Linked DNA regions of Homo sapiens: all the other regions are linked to region 3. Evidence: chromatin contacts called from ENCODE Hi-C or POLR2A ChIA-PET data. All regions are on one chromosome and are shown on one strand. Each heading gives the region's core, a stretch centred on a gene start or an enhancer-like site at or near the end of the contact. The rest is flanking DNA. Distances are from core to core; before and after follow the strand shown.

Region 1 (3,601 bases), core at 292-2,791, 260 kb after region 3:
CGCACCCTCTGCCTCCTGGGTTCAAGTGATTCTCCTGCCTCAGCCTCCTGAGTAGCTGGAATTACAGGCATGTGCCACCACGCCTGGCTAATTTTTTGTATTTTTAGTAGAGACGAGGTTTCTCTATGTCAGCCAGGCTGGTCTCGAACTCCCGACCTCAGGTGATCTGCCCGCCTTGGCCTCTCAAAGTGTTGGGATTATAGGCGTGAGCCACTGCGCCCAGCTGTTATTTGTGTTTGTTAAGTAGATTCTTTACCTCTCCAAGTAAGAGAACAAACACAACCCCGCCCCCCCATATTGGGCTATGTATGAAAGGCTTAGCAACAATTTAGAAGTTTAGAAAGCCCAAGCCCTTTTAATGCAAAGCACCGCCATTGGCTTTTTGGTTCCCACCTGAAGTGTGGCCATAGAGGCTCGGGAGCCATAGGTTTGGCCTGGGGTGGTAGTCTATCACAGGTCACCTGCACTTGGCATTCTGCTGTGGTGGTGTTCTAGCCGACTGAAGACGTATTCAGTGATACCTAGCAAGCAATTAATTTAAGAAAATTTAAAAAGAACAATGCCAGTGTTGTGGGGCCTAATAATACAGATTGCTCCCAGCTTCTCATAGTAGCTTTTGAAAGTCTTATTGTGGTAATATTTAGGCCATAGGTTGTGTTTGCCTTTTGATGCCAGCTTTAGAACCAGTTGAGTATGCATGATTTTTGGGTGGGGACAGGGAGAGCCTACCTTTTCTTCATTGTCTGAATTATTTTGCTATCAGGAACTGGAGACTAAAATCTAAACAGATCCAGTGGAACTATTTTCTGAGAATGATGTCTGTGTTTGACACATGGGAGTATCTGTTTCCCCAGCCAGGTCGTGTGAATTTTTTTTTTTTTTTTTTTTTTTGAGATGAAGTCTCGCTCTGTCGCCCAGGCTGGAGTGCAGTGGCGTGATCTCGGCTCACTGCAACCTCCGCCTCCCAGGTTCAAGCAATTCTCCTGCCTCAGCCTCCTGAGTAGCCAGGATTACAGGCGCCTGCCACCACGTCCAGCTAATTTTTGTATTTTTAGTAGAGATGGGGTTTCACCATGTTGGTCAGGCTGGTCTCAAACCCCTGACCTCGTGATCCACCCGCCTCCGCCTCCCAAAGTGCTGGGATTACAGGCGTGAGCCACCGCGCCCGGCCCGTGTGAAAAATTTTTACCACCCACTTGTCCAAGAGGAGGGAGTGAACAAACAAGACTTGATATTACACCTTTGAAAAGCAGAGTTGAAAGGATTGACAAAATAAGTGCCTACTTTGTTTTAGAGGTATATTTTCACCATGGTTACTGACACTATTTTTTCCTATCTGCCAAAGACCTTTGGGAGAGTCCATTGCCACTAGCTGTAATTTTCTTTCGAAAGAACCTTCCTAGTATATCCTTGTCACTGTTCCCAGGAGAGATTTTCTGTTACTTTTCTCAGTCTCAGAATCAGTTTTGTTTCTTCTTTTTTTTTTTGAGACGAGTCTCGCTCTGTTGCCCAGCCTGGCTGGAATGCACTGGTGCGATCACAGCTCACTGCAAACCCTGCCTTCCTGGTTCAAGCGGTTCTCTCACTTCAGCCTCCCAAGTAGCTGGGATTATAGGCACACGCCACCACGCTTGGCACATTTTTGTATTTTTAGTAGAGACGGGGTTTTGCCATGTTGGCCAGGCTGGTCTTGAACTTCTGGCCTCAAGTGATCTGCCCACCTCAGTCTCCCAAAGTGCTGGGGATTACAGGCAGGAGCCACTGCACCCGGCCAGTTTTGTTTCTTTAACTCTCTTATAGTAGACCTTTCCCATTAGAGATGAGTTATAAGCACTAAAACAAAACCCTAGCTTCTTCTCCCCACAGTGGATGGGTTCTACTTTATTTCATTAATAAGCTTTTTTCCCTCCTAGCTTTGATATAAGCTGACAAAACTGTTCTTAAATTGGTCGAACTTGTTTTCATTTTTATTTTTTCAAAAGTTTTAAAATAGAGACAGGGTCTCACTTTGTTGGCCAGGCTGTAGTGCAGTGGCTGTTCACAGGTGCAATCATAGTTCATTGCAGCCTCCAACTCCTAGGCTTAGGCCATCTTCTGCCTGAGCCTTCTGAATAGCTGGCACTATAAGCATGTGCCACCACACCCAGCTTCATTTTTATATTTTAGAAGACAGTATGTTTAAACTGAACATTAAAACAATTATTTACTTATTTTTGGAATATGTAACACATTTTATTGTTCAAAGTCTGAAAGGTATAAAAAGTGATGGGGTCAGCCTGGGGCAACATGGCAAGACCCTGTTTTTACAAAAAATAAAATAAAAAATTATCCAAGTATGGTGGCATGCACCTCCCAGCTACTCCAGAGGCTGAGGCTGGAGGATTACTTGAGTCCAGGATGTAGAGGCTGCAGTGAGCCATGAACATGCCACTTCAGTATGGGAGTCTCAAAAAAAAAAAAAAGGAAGTTCAGAGTGTTATTTACTTCTGACTTATAGCTGGCAAGTACAGAGATAATCTTTGCCGATAAGGTTGTTTCCAGTTTATAATGTACTCTTCTATCTAAACAAACGGGTGTGTTTACCCCATTTGTAAATAAAAAACATGGCAACATGATATGCAGTGTTTTGTACCTTCCTTTTTTTTTTTCTTTTTTTTCTTTTGAGACAAAGTTTCCACTTGTTGTCCAGGCTGGAGTGCGATGGCGTGATCTTGGCTCACCACAACCTTCACCCTGCTGGGCTCAAGCAGTTCTCCTGCCTCAGCCTCCCAACTAGCTGGGATTAACAGGCATGCGCCACCATGCCCGGCTAATTTTGTATTTTTAGTAGAGACAGGGTTTCTCCATGTTGGTCAGGCTGGTCTCGAAATCCCGACCTCAGGTGATCGCCTGCCTCAGCCTCCCAAAGTGCTGGGATTACAGGCGTGAGCCACTGTGCCTGGCCCACCTTCCTTTTTTCAACTAATGATATCGTTATATATCACAACATTAAAAGCTTTCCCTACCTTTTTTTAAATTTATTTTTATTTTTATTTTTTTTGAGATAGAGTTTTGTTCTTGTTGCCCAGGCTGGAGTGCAGTGGCACGATCTCGGCTCACTGCACCCTCCCGCCTTCCAGTTTCAAGTGATTTCTCCTGCCTCAGCCTCCTGGGTAGCTGGGATTACAGGCTCCCGCCACCACTCCTGGCGAATTTTTGTATTTTTAGTAGAGATGGGGTTTTACCATGTTGGCCAGGCTGGTCTCGAACTCCTGACTTTGTGATCCGCCCACCTGGGCCTCCCAAAATGCTGGGATTACAGGCGTGAGCCACTGTGCCCGGCCTACCTTTTTATTTTTTGACAGCAGTAGTTTTTGTTGTTTGGTTATATTGTAATTTATTTTGTTACTTCCATATAAATTTCCAGTCTTTTACTGTTATCAGTAATCCTTTAGTGGGTATCCTACAGAAATCTGCAGAACTTTGTCCTGTAATGTTCCTTTATAGCAAAAGAAAACCTAAGCTTATGTTACATTCAGTTGTGTCTCTTTGGTTTCCTTTAATCTGGAACTGTTAGTGAATCTTTCTTTGTATTTCATGACACTGACTTATTTTGTATAAA
Region 2 (3,690 bases), core at 467-2,966, 360 kb after region 3:
ACTACCAGTGCTGCTCAGGATGTCTGCAGCCACGAAGCTTCATTATAAATGCAGGAGCTCAGGCTCCAGGCCCACTGAATCTGAATCTGAGTCTACAGACCGCTCCTGCACTCTTAGAAGTTTGAGAAACCCCCCTGGGCTGGGGTCTCTTTCCCATATACAGCTAGGGAAGCTTGCTGGAGGGAGGACTGAAAAGAACAAGTGCCTGATCTACCTTCCCCTCTGCCCTTTCACAGGTGGGTGGATGCGTGGGAAGAGGGTGGGGCATTTCCTGCTATTCCCCCTTATTCACCTTTTCTCCACGGGGATTAGAGTCTTGACCGGAAAACATGGCTCTGGTCCCCAGCCCCTATGGGACTGAAAACCCGGAGGCTTGCATGTCTCAGATCCTCCAGAGGCTGATGTAAGAGTTGCTGAAGACCTCGGATCTTTCCTTTTGTGAAATGCAGCCCATGTGGCCGGGAAAATAGTGGGAGCTGGAAGTAACAGTTGTGGTTTTAAGCACACAGTAGATGCTCAAGAAATATATTGAGTACATGTCTTGGACTTTCCCCTCCCTAAATATTATCTGTCAAGTGGGCCTATTGGACTTGTTGACCTTGGAGGGCCCTGTCGGCTTGACCCACCAATTCGAAATGGTTGAGAAAGAGGTCTGTCTTTGTACCTTTTGCAGCCTGTTTTCCCAGTTCTTAGAACATTGGGGTGAGATCCAGAGATTTCAGAGATCCCCCTGGAACACGAGTGTTCTGTGACGAGTTCATGACCTTGGAGCCACCAACCATACCCCTCACCCGTTGTCCCCAGTTCTGGCCTTGCCGACCCACTGCGTGTTTCTTTGCTTCATGTGGGCTGTTCCCCGGGGAGGGAGCTCAGTGGAGAACAGAAAGAGGTGTGGGTGAGGGCTCCCCCTTGGTGGGGAGTGGGGCACAGGAGCCTCAGGCTCTGTTGACCATCAAAGAAGGGACTCGAGTGGGCAGGCCGCTCACTTGCTGTGGACCTTGGGCAAGTCTCTAACTCTCCCTGGGCCTTGGAAGTCAGGCCGAGGTGATCTCTGCCGCCCCCTCCCTGCCTGGGTTTTCACTCTTGTTCTGATCCCACTCTCTTCCGGGTGCCTCCCTTCCACTTCTCCGTAGCCTGTGGCTCCCCTCCCCACACCCGCCCTGGGCCCGGGTTAGGCTGGGGCGGGGGCGAGCTGCCCAGTCCAGAGACAAAGTCCAAGAGCCGCGAATGGGCTGGCGAGGGTCAACCGCGTGGCCTCTGCCAGGAAGCGCGCCGAGCGCCCGGGTGAGGAGGGCGTCAGCCAGGGCACAGCAGCTTTCTCGCCCAGCGAAGCCTGTGCGCCTTCCTCCCGCGCCTGCAGACAAGCGGAGCCCATGGGGGCCGTGGGCCCCACCTATCCCGACGTCTCCACTTGATCCAGAAGTTGTCCCAGTCCCCTTGGAGCATGAGCTGTTGCCTGGACAGCTGGGCTGTCGCCCAGGTTCTGCCACTGTCTAGCTGTGTAACCTTGAGCCAGTCCCTGCCCCTCTCTGGTCCTCAGTTTCCCCACCTGTAAAATGGGGGCACCGAGAACCCTCCTCCAGGACCTGCGGCGGGGCGGGGCGGCAGGGCGGGGGCCTCCCCGCCGCTCCCGCGCCCGCGGCTTGGGCTCCGCAGTGAGTGGGGAGCGGCGCCGGGGAAGGAGCGCTCCGCGGTCATGTGACGTCCCCCTCCCCGAACTGCGGCGGCGGCGAGCGCCGGCCGCATCTGAGCAGAGCTGCAGCGGCGGCCGCGGGCACCAGAGTGCCGAGCCCAGGACGCCCCCGGCCCAGGCCCTTGGGTGAGTGCGCCCCGCCAGGGCTGCGGCCCTGGAAAGGGGAAGGGGACAGAGGTGTCCAGACTCCCGTCGGCTCGCAGCGAAGACCCCGCGCGGGCGGGCGGGGACGGAGGGTGGGGGCGAACGCGTGGGGGACCCGGGTCTCCAGGGGCGAGGGGTGGGCGCAGCTGGGCTCGCGCAGCCCGGTCTTGACAGCAGCTGGAGAAGTGGGGGGAGGCCTGGACTGAGCCGGCTGAACCCCCAGCCTGTTGGACTTGGTCCAGGCCGCGGCCAGGGGGCTTTGGTCCCACCCCCCTGGGTGGGTGGGGAGTCCAGTTTTCCGCCCACCTCGAGGTGGGGGCGCCTGGGGTTTAGAGGAGGGACTGTGGGAAGTGGGCGCGTTTCCTCCATCCCTGGGGAGGGGCCCAAGCCCTAGCGCCCCCCAGAGGGTGGCGCTCCTGTCCTCAGAGGAGGGAAGTGGGGGCCTCAGATCAAGGACCCTGAGCGGGGAGGGCGGTGATGTCCTTGCATCCCCAGAGACAGGACGCATTCCCCTGTCCCTGACCCCCGCGGCAGAGCGGGGCACACGCGTCACGAAGTTGGGCGCCCCCTCGTCGCCTCCCCTGGCTCGGCAGGATCTGAGGACTCGGTGGGAATTCACGGGGCGGTTTCCGTGCCCTGCAGGGTTTGGTGCCAGCTGCGGGGCGCCTGGGCTTGGGGAAGAAACCTTGTGTACGCACACCTGCACACACACACAGTCTCCGGAGGTGAGCGGCCCCCTCCCTACCATAACAGACCCCAGCCTGTGCATGCCCTCGGAGTCCTTGTTGGGGTCATAGCACAGGCCCGGTGGTGGGGTCAGGAAGAACATCCACTGTTCTCAGGGCTCATTGGCCTCTGTCCCCGGGCTCCATTCCCCTCCCTGCCAAGTCAGAGGTCAGGCCCCTGGGGCGGCAGGCAGGAAGGACACTGAGGGAAGGGGCACTGAGGCAGGAGGGGCACTGAGGGAAGCTGGCCAGGTGGAAGTAGGAGAGAAAGGCAATGGGGGTGAGATGGTACCACTTCCTCCCCATATGAGGCTCTCAGGAGGCTCCTGGCCCCCCCTGCACAGGTAGTGGTCCCTCCTTCCTGAGGGTGTTTGGGGGAAAACGCTATGGTTGGGGCACTGGGGAAGGTTGCCTCGCAGATGAAACAGAACATTGGCCAAAGGTGTCCCTGAATGGGCTTCTGGACTGGCACAGGGCCCTGAGGGCTGTGGCTGAGTGGGGAGGCAGTGATCAGGTCCAGCTGGCCATGGGGGCCCCCCATTCCCTTCTCCATGACCTCAGCCTCACTCTGAGAGCCCCCAGCAGCTGGAAGGTCTGGTAAGGGGTGCGTGTTCCTTGATGGCCTTGGGAAGGGTTCCAGGGTAATGATTAATCCTCAGGTGGCACGAGCAATTTCCCCCTTCACAGCAATATTTCAGGGCAGGCGCTGAAGCCTCCATTGCACAGGTGAGGAAACTGAGGCTCGGAGAGGCTAAATGAACTGCCTGAGGTCACCTAGTCACCTTCAGCAAGGTCTAGAATCGTGGTACTCTGACTCTTGATGGGAGAAGATCTCCACAGCGGTGGAGAGGAGGAAGGGTGAACGCCGTGGTGGAGTGGTCCATGTGGACCTGCTCCCCTTTGCTGCCAGGAGGTGAGGGTGCCTGTGGCTGGAAGCTGGGTCAGGTTGAGGAGAGGGTCCAGAGTCCTAGGCTTGCCTTGCCACCCCTTCCCATGGAGGGAGGGTTGTCCCGTGGAGCACCATAATGGTGCTTTCACCCTGGGACCTTCCCAGCTTGCTTGGGCAAAGCCCTCTCCTCTTCTCTTCTTCCCAAGGTGCCTGCCTGGCAGGGGTCTCAGGAGGCCCCT
Region 3 (3,812 bases), core at 821-3,320:
CTGCATTGTTTTCTAACTACACACATGTATTACTTTTATAACAACTCAAGAGGAAGAAAACTTCTCAGGCTTTCCCCTCCTGCCCAAAAACCTTTCTGAGTGAAAACCCCTAACCCACTTAGGAAAACACCCTTTTATTACTTCTTCTAGCTCCCAGCACCCAACGTCTTTACAACCCAGGTTTCTAGGAACAGACTGTCAGTGGGCCTTTTTCTTTCCTTTTTTTTTTTTTTGAGACAAGTCTCACTCTGTCGCTCAGGCTGGAGTGCAGTAGTGTGATCTCGGTTCACTGCAACCTTTCCTCCTTCTGGGTTCAAGCAATTCTCTGCCTCAGCCTCCCGAGTAACTGGGATTACAGGTGCCCACCACCATACCTGGCTAATTTTTATGTTTTTAGTAGAGATGGGGTTTCACCATGTTGACCAGGCTGGTCTCGAACTCCTGACTTCGGGTGATCCACCCGCTTCGGCCTCCCAAAGTGCTGGGATTACAGATGTGAGCCACCACGCCCAGCAGTCAGTGGGCCAATTCTTAAGGCTGGCTCTCAAAGATGAACCAGCACCACAATTTACCCGGCTTATAAATCCTGTCAGCTTCAGAAGACGACTTACCAAACACAAATTTATCCTCACCAGTTAATAACTCCTTTTCTTTGCTCAAAAACCCAGTGAGAAAAAATAACTCCAGGCCAGGCACAGTGGCTCATGCCTATACTTCTAGCACTTTGGAAGGCCGAGGCGGGTGGATCACCTGAGATCAGGAGTTCAAGACCAGGCTGGCCAACATGGTGAAACCGTCTCTATTAAAAATGCAAAACATTAGCCAGGCGTGGTGATGTGCGACTGTAATCCCAGTTACTCGAGTGGCTGAGGCAGGAGAATCGCTTGAACCCATGTGGCAGAGAAGGTTGCAGTGAGGCGACAACGCGGCACTGCAACTCCGGCCTGGGCGACAGAGCGAGACTCCGTCTCAAAAAAAAAAAAAAGAAAAAATAACTCCAGTGCACTGCGCCCTTACTTCCTATCTAACATTGTGCCGAACGTTATACACAGATCCTCCTCCGTATGATCCTTAGTTCAGGATCATAAACTCTTGATAAATTACTGCCCCAGGAACCTCCAGTGACATCAACCGCTGCTACCATTTGTGGAATTCTGCCGGCCAGACACCCCACACTGCATTCCCTCACAACTGATCCTCCCGATAGCCCATGGGGTAGGCACTGTTATTTCCATTCACAGATAAGCAAAGTGAGGCTCGGAGGGCGGGGACTTGCCCAAAGCCACAAGGATGAAAGGTAGTGCGATGACTCAACCGATAAAAATAATCCCGGTTGTGGTGGGGGGGAGCTGAGCCCGACTCCTCCCACTATGCTGCCGCGGCTCCGAAGGCCTAGCCCGAGTGCGGAAATGGGCTTCTAGGGTCCCAGGACGAGGTCCACCTCCAGAGCTGCAGTGAGGTCCAAGTCAGCCCGAGGAGCCCGCAGGTCCCACATTTCAGTCATTTCCCTACCCCAAAGGCAGGGACTCCCCGCTCCTGGGGCAGGCAGCCACTGTGGCCGCGAGCAAGCGTACTCGGGTTAGGAAGGAGAAGGAAGGGGACAGGGGGAACGTTCACCTACGCAGCTGCCACCTCGGAGGACGGGGGAGCGGGGGACGAGGAAAGATCAGGATAAGACCCTAACTCCCACAAATGACTCCAGGAAAGGGAGACCACCACTCCCCGAGCTTTGGAGCGCCGCGCGGGAACCGGAAGTCATGCCCCGCCCGGAAGTTAAGAGGAGGGGCATAGGTTGGAAGGGGTGGGCCGGGTCTCTCTAGCCTCCGCGGTACTACGCAGCTTCATGGTTTTAACTCTTGGTGGTCTTTTGACCGTCCTCAGTCCTTACCGTGCGGAGTTTTGGATACATTCTTAGCAGCTTTTTCGCTCCGGAGAAGTTCTTTATCTTTCTGAGCCGCAGTTTGCCCAACTGCAAAATGGAAAGAGATGAAGCAGGAATTAAGATACTCTAGGAGCTCGCCCACAGCTGATTCAGGGCCCCATTCTGAGGTTACACCCTTAAGCCTTTGCACCACTCAAAGGAAGGAAACCAAGAGAGAGGGGTGGCTGGCTGCTGTTTGGAGACAGTGGTCCTTGTATTGGCGCCCCGCGGAATCACTCCAGATGAGTCAGTGGATACAGTCTATAGGTCCCGCCTCATTGTACGCAAACAGCAGTGGGCATATGGCCGTGGGGGGTTGATACAGCCTGTCCGGGGTGGGACTCTGTGTGTATGGGAGGCTAAATCTCAGCAGGACTTTTCCAGTTGCTACCAGACTACGCACTGTCGCCTGATGGTTAAGAACTGAAGCTTTAGCCGTGCGCGGTGGCTCACGCCTGTAATCCCAGCACTTTAGGAGGCAGAGGCGTGTGGATCACCTGAGGTCACGAGTTCGAGACCAGCTTGACCAACAAGGTGAAACTCAGTCTTTACTAAAAATACAAAAATTAGCCGGGCGTGCTGGCAGGCGCCTATAGTCCCAGCTGCTCGGGAGACTGAGACAGGAGAATTGCTTGAACCCGGGAGGCGGAGGTTGCAGTGAGCCGAGATTGCGCCATTGCACTCCAGCCCGGACGAGGGAGCAAGACTCCATCTCAAAGATGAAGCTTTGAAGTCATACTGATCTGGTTTGCGTCTGATCACACAGGTTCAATGACACAGCCGGCTAGAGGAAGCAGAGATGCTAACCACTGCAGCCCCGATCTTAACCCTGAAGGGGAGGGATTGAGCTGTTAGAGAGAGGTACTCAGTTGACTTCTCCCTCTCTCTTTCCAGCTGGCATATCCGAATGGGCTGAGCTACCGGATTAAGAGGGACACCCCAAAGCCCCCATTGCTGGGTTATTGCTCCAGAGCCAATGTTCTTGGGGAAAGGAAGATATGCCCTTTGTCAACATTGCCACTGCTGGTCTGTAAACTCCTAGACGGCCAGCTGGTGGTTCACAAACCAGGACTCCTTGCTCTGGCCCTACCCCTACCTACCAGAATGACCGTGAACCCTTCCCCACTCACTCCTACAACCAGGTTTCCATCTCCTCTCTCAGCTTAGGTTTCCCTAACTGTAAAATAAAAGGGTTGGACTAGGTTAAGGACTTCCTGCTATTTCTCTCTCCCACACTCTAAGGTTCCTTAGGAATGCTTCAGAAAACAGCAGGGGTTGGGGCAAGGATGCCGCTTGAGTCCCAGAGCAACTCCAATTTCATAGGCACATAAATTTATGTGAAAGTATATACGTTTCGGCTTGTGTAAGATTATTTTATCATCCCAGGTAAAATTCAGCCTTTGTGCTTCATCTTTCCCCACCCTCCTGCTCACTCAGTTTGCTCCAAGAACACTGACCTTCTGGCTATTTTGCAAATCTGACAATCTGACAAGCTCATCTTCACTTCTTTTTTTTTTTTTTTTTTTTTTTTGAGACGGAGTTTCGCTCTTGTTGTCTAAGCTGGAGTGCAATGGTGTGATCTCGACTCACTGCAACCTCTGCCTCCCGGATTCAAGCGATTCTCCTGCCTCAGCCTCCCGAGTAACTGGGATTACAGGCACGAGCCACCACACCCGGCTAATTTTTTGTACTTTTAGTAGAGACGGGGTTTCGCCATATTGGCCAGGCTGGTCTCGAACTCCTGACCTCAGGTGATCCGCCCACCTCAGCCTCCCAAAGTGCTGGGATTACAGGTGTGAGCCACCACGCCCAGCCTTTTTTTGAGGCAGAGTCTCATTCTGTCACCCAGGCTGGAATGCAGTGGCATGATCTCAGCTCACTGCAACTTCCA

The links. Hi-C counts contacts between places; a loop is a spot of excess contacts on that map. ChIA-PET counts read pairs that join two places held with the same protein, here RNA polymerase II (POLR2A). Pooled maps may share reads with other maps.
Region 1: a loop to region 3 is called in a map of GM12878, with 4 times the contacts of the local background. The contact joins the enhancer-like site here to the promoter of LINC00339 in region 3. A Hi-C loop is called at or near these places in 1 of 168 maps with a recorded cell type or tissue (GM12878), 13 of 37 single-sample maps with no recorded cell type and 6 of 50 pooled maps. POLR2A ChIA-PET finds 5 or more read pairs at or near these places in 7 of 52 experiments (B cell, CD4-positive, alpha-beta T cell, GM10248 and 4 more).
Region 2: a loop to region 3 is called in a pooled map, with 6 times the contacts of the local background. The contact joins the promoter of RAP1GAP here to the promoter of LINC00339 in region 3. A Hi-C loop is called at or near these places in 2 of 168 maps with a recorded cell type or tissue (CD4-positive, alpha-beta T cell and naive thymus-derived CD4-positive, alpha-beta T cell), 1 of 37 single-sample maps with no recorded cell type and 7 of 50 pooled maps. POLR2A ChIA-PET finds 5 or more read pairs at or near these places in 4 of 52 experiments (HEK293, HepG2, Panc1 and 1 more).

What each region holds. Positions count from the first base shown.
Region 1 is chr1:21,760,156-21,763,756 of GRCh38, reverse strand. All of the region lies in intron 1 of USP48 (ubiquitin specific peptidase 48), which reads left to right. Among named protein-coding and RNA genes, the nearest start is that of USP48, 21 kb to the left of the region's middle. RefSeq lists an enhancer at 1,776-1,855. Within about 2 kb of position 1,541, at least 4 of the 41 ENCODE cell types and tissues checked have a DNase peak (open chromatin) inside an H3K27ac peak, as active enhancers do; they include B cell, GM12878 and OCI-LY7, where a contact is called at or near this core.
Region 2 is chr1:21,667,383-21,671,072 of GRCh38, reverse strand. It overlaps RAP1GAP (RAP1 GTPase activating protein), which reads left to right and starts at 1,716. Exons shown (of 25, transcript NM_002885.4): 1 at 1,716-1,819. RefSeq lists an enhancer at 1-996 and a silencer at 1,645-1,794.
Region 3 is chr1:22,023,449-22,027,260 of GRCh38, reverse strand. LINC00339 (long intergenic non-protein coding RNA 339) reads right to left here and starts at 2,070. Exons shown (of 2, transcript NR_023918.2): 1 at 1,889-2,070. It overlaps LINC01635 (long intergenic non-protein coding RNA 1635), which reads left to right and starts at 1,213. Exons shown (of 3, transcript NR_110692.1): 1 at 1,213-1,297; 2 at 2,295-2,455; 3 at 2,816-3,267. RefSeq lists enhancers at 1,091-1,385, 1,463-1,572, 1,184-1,785.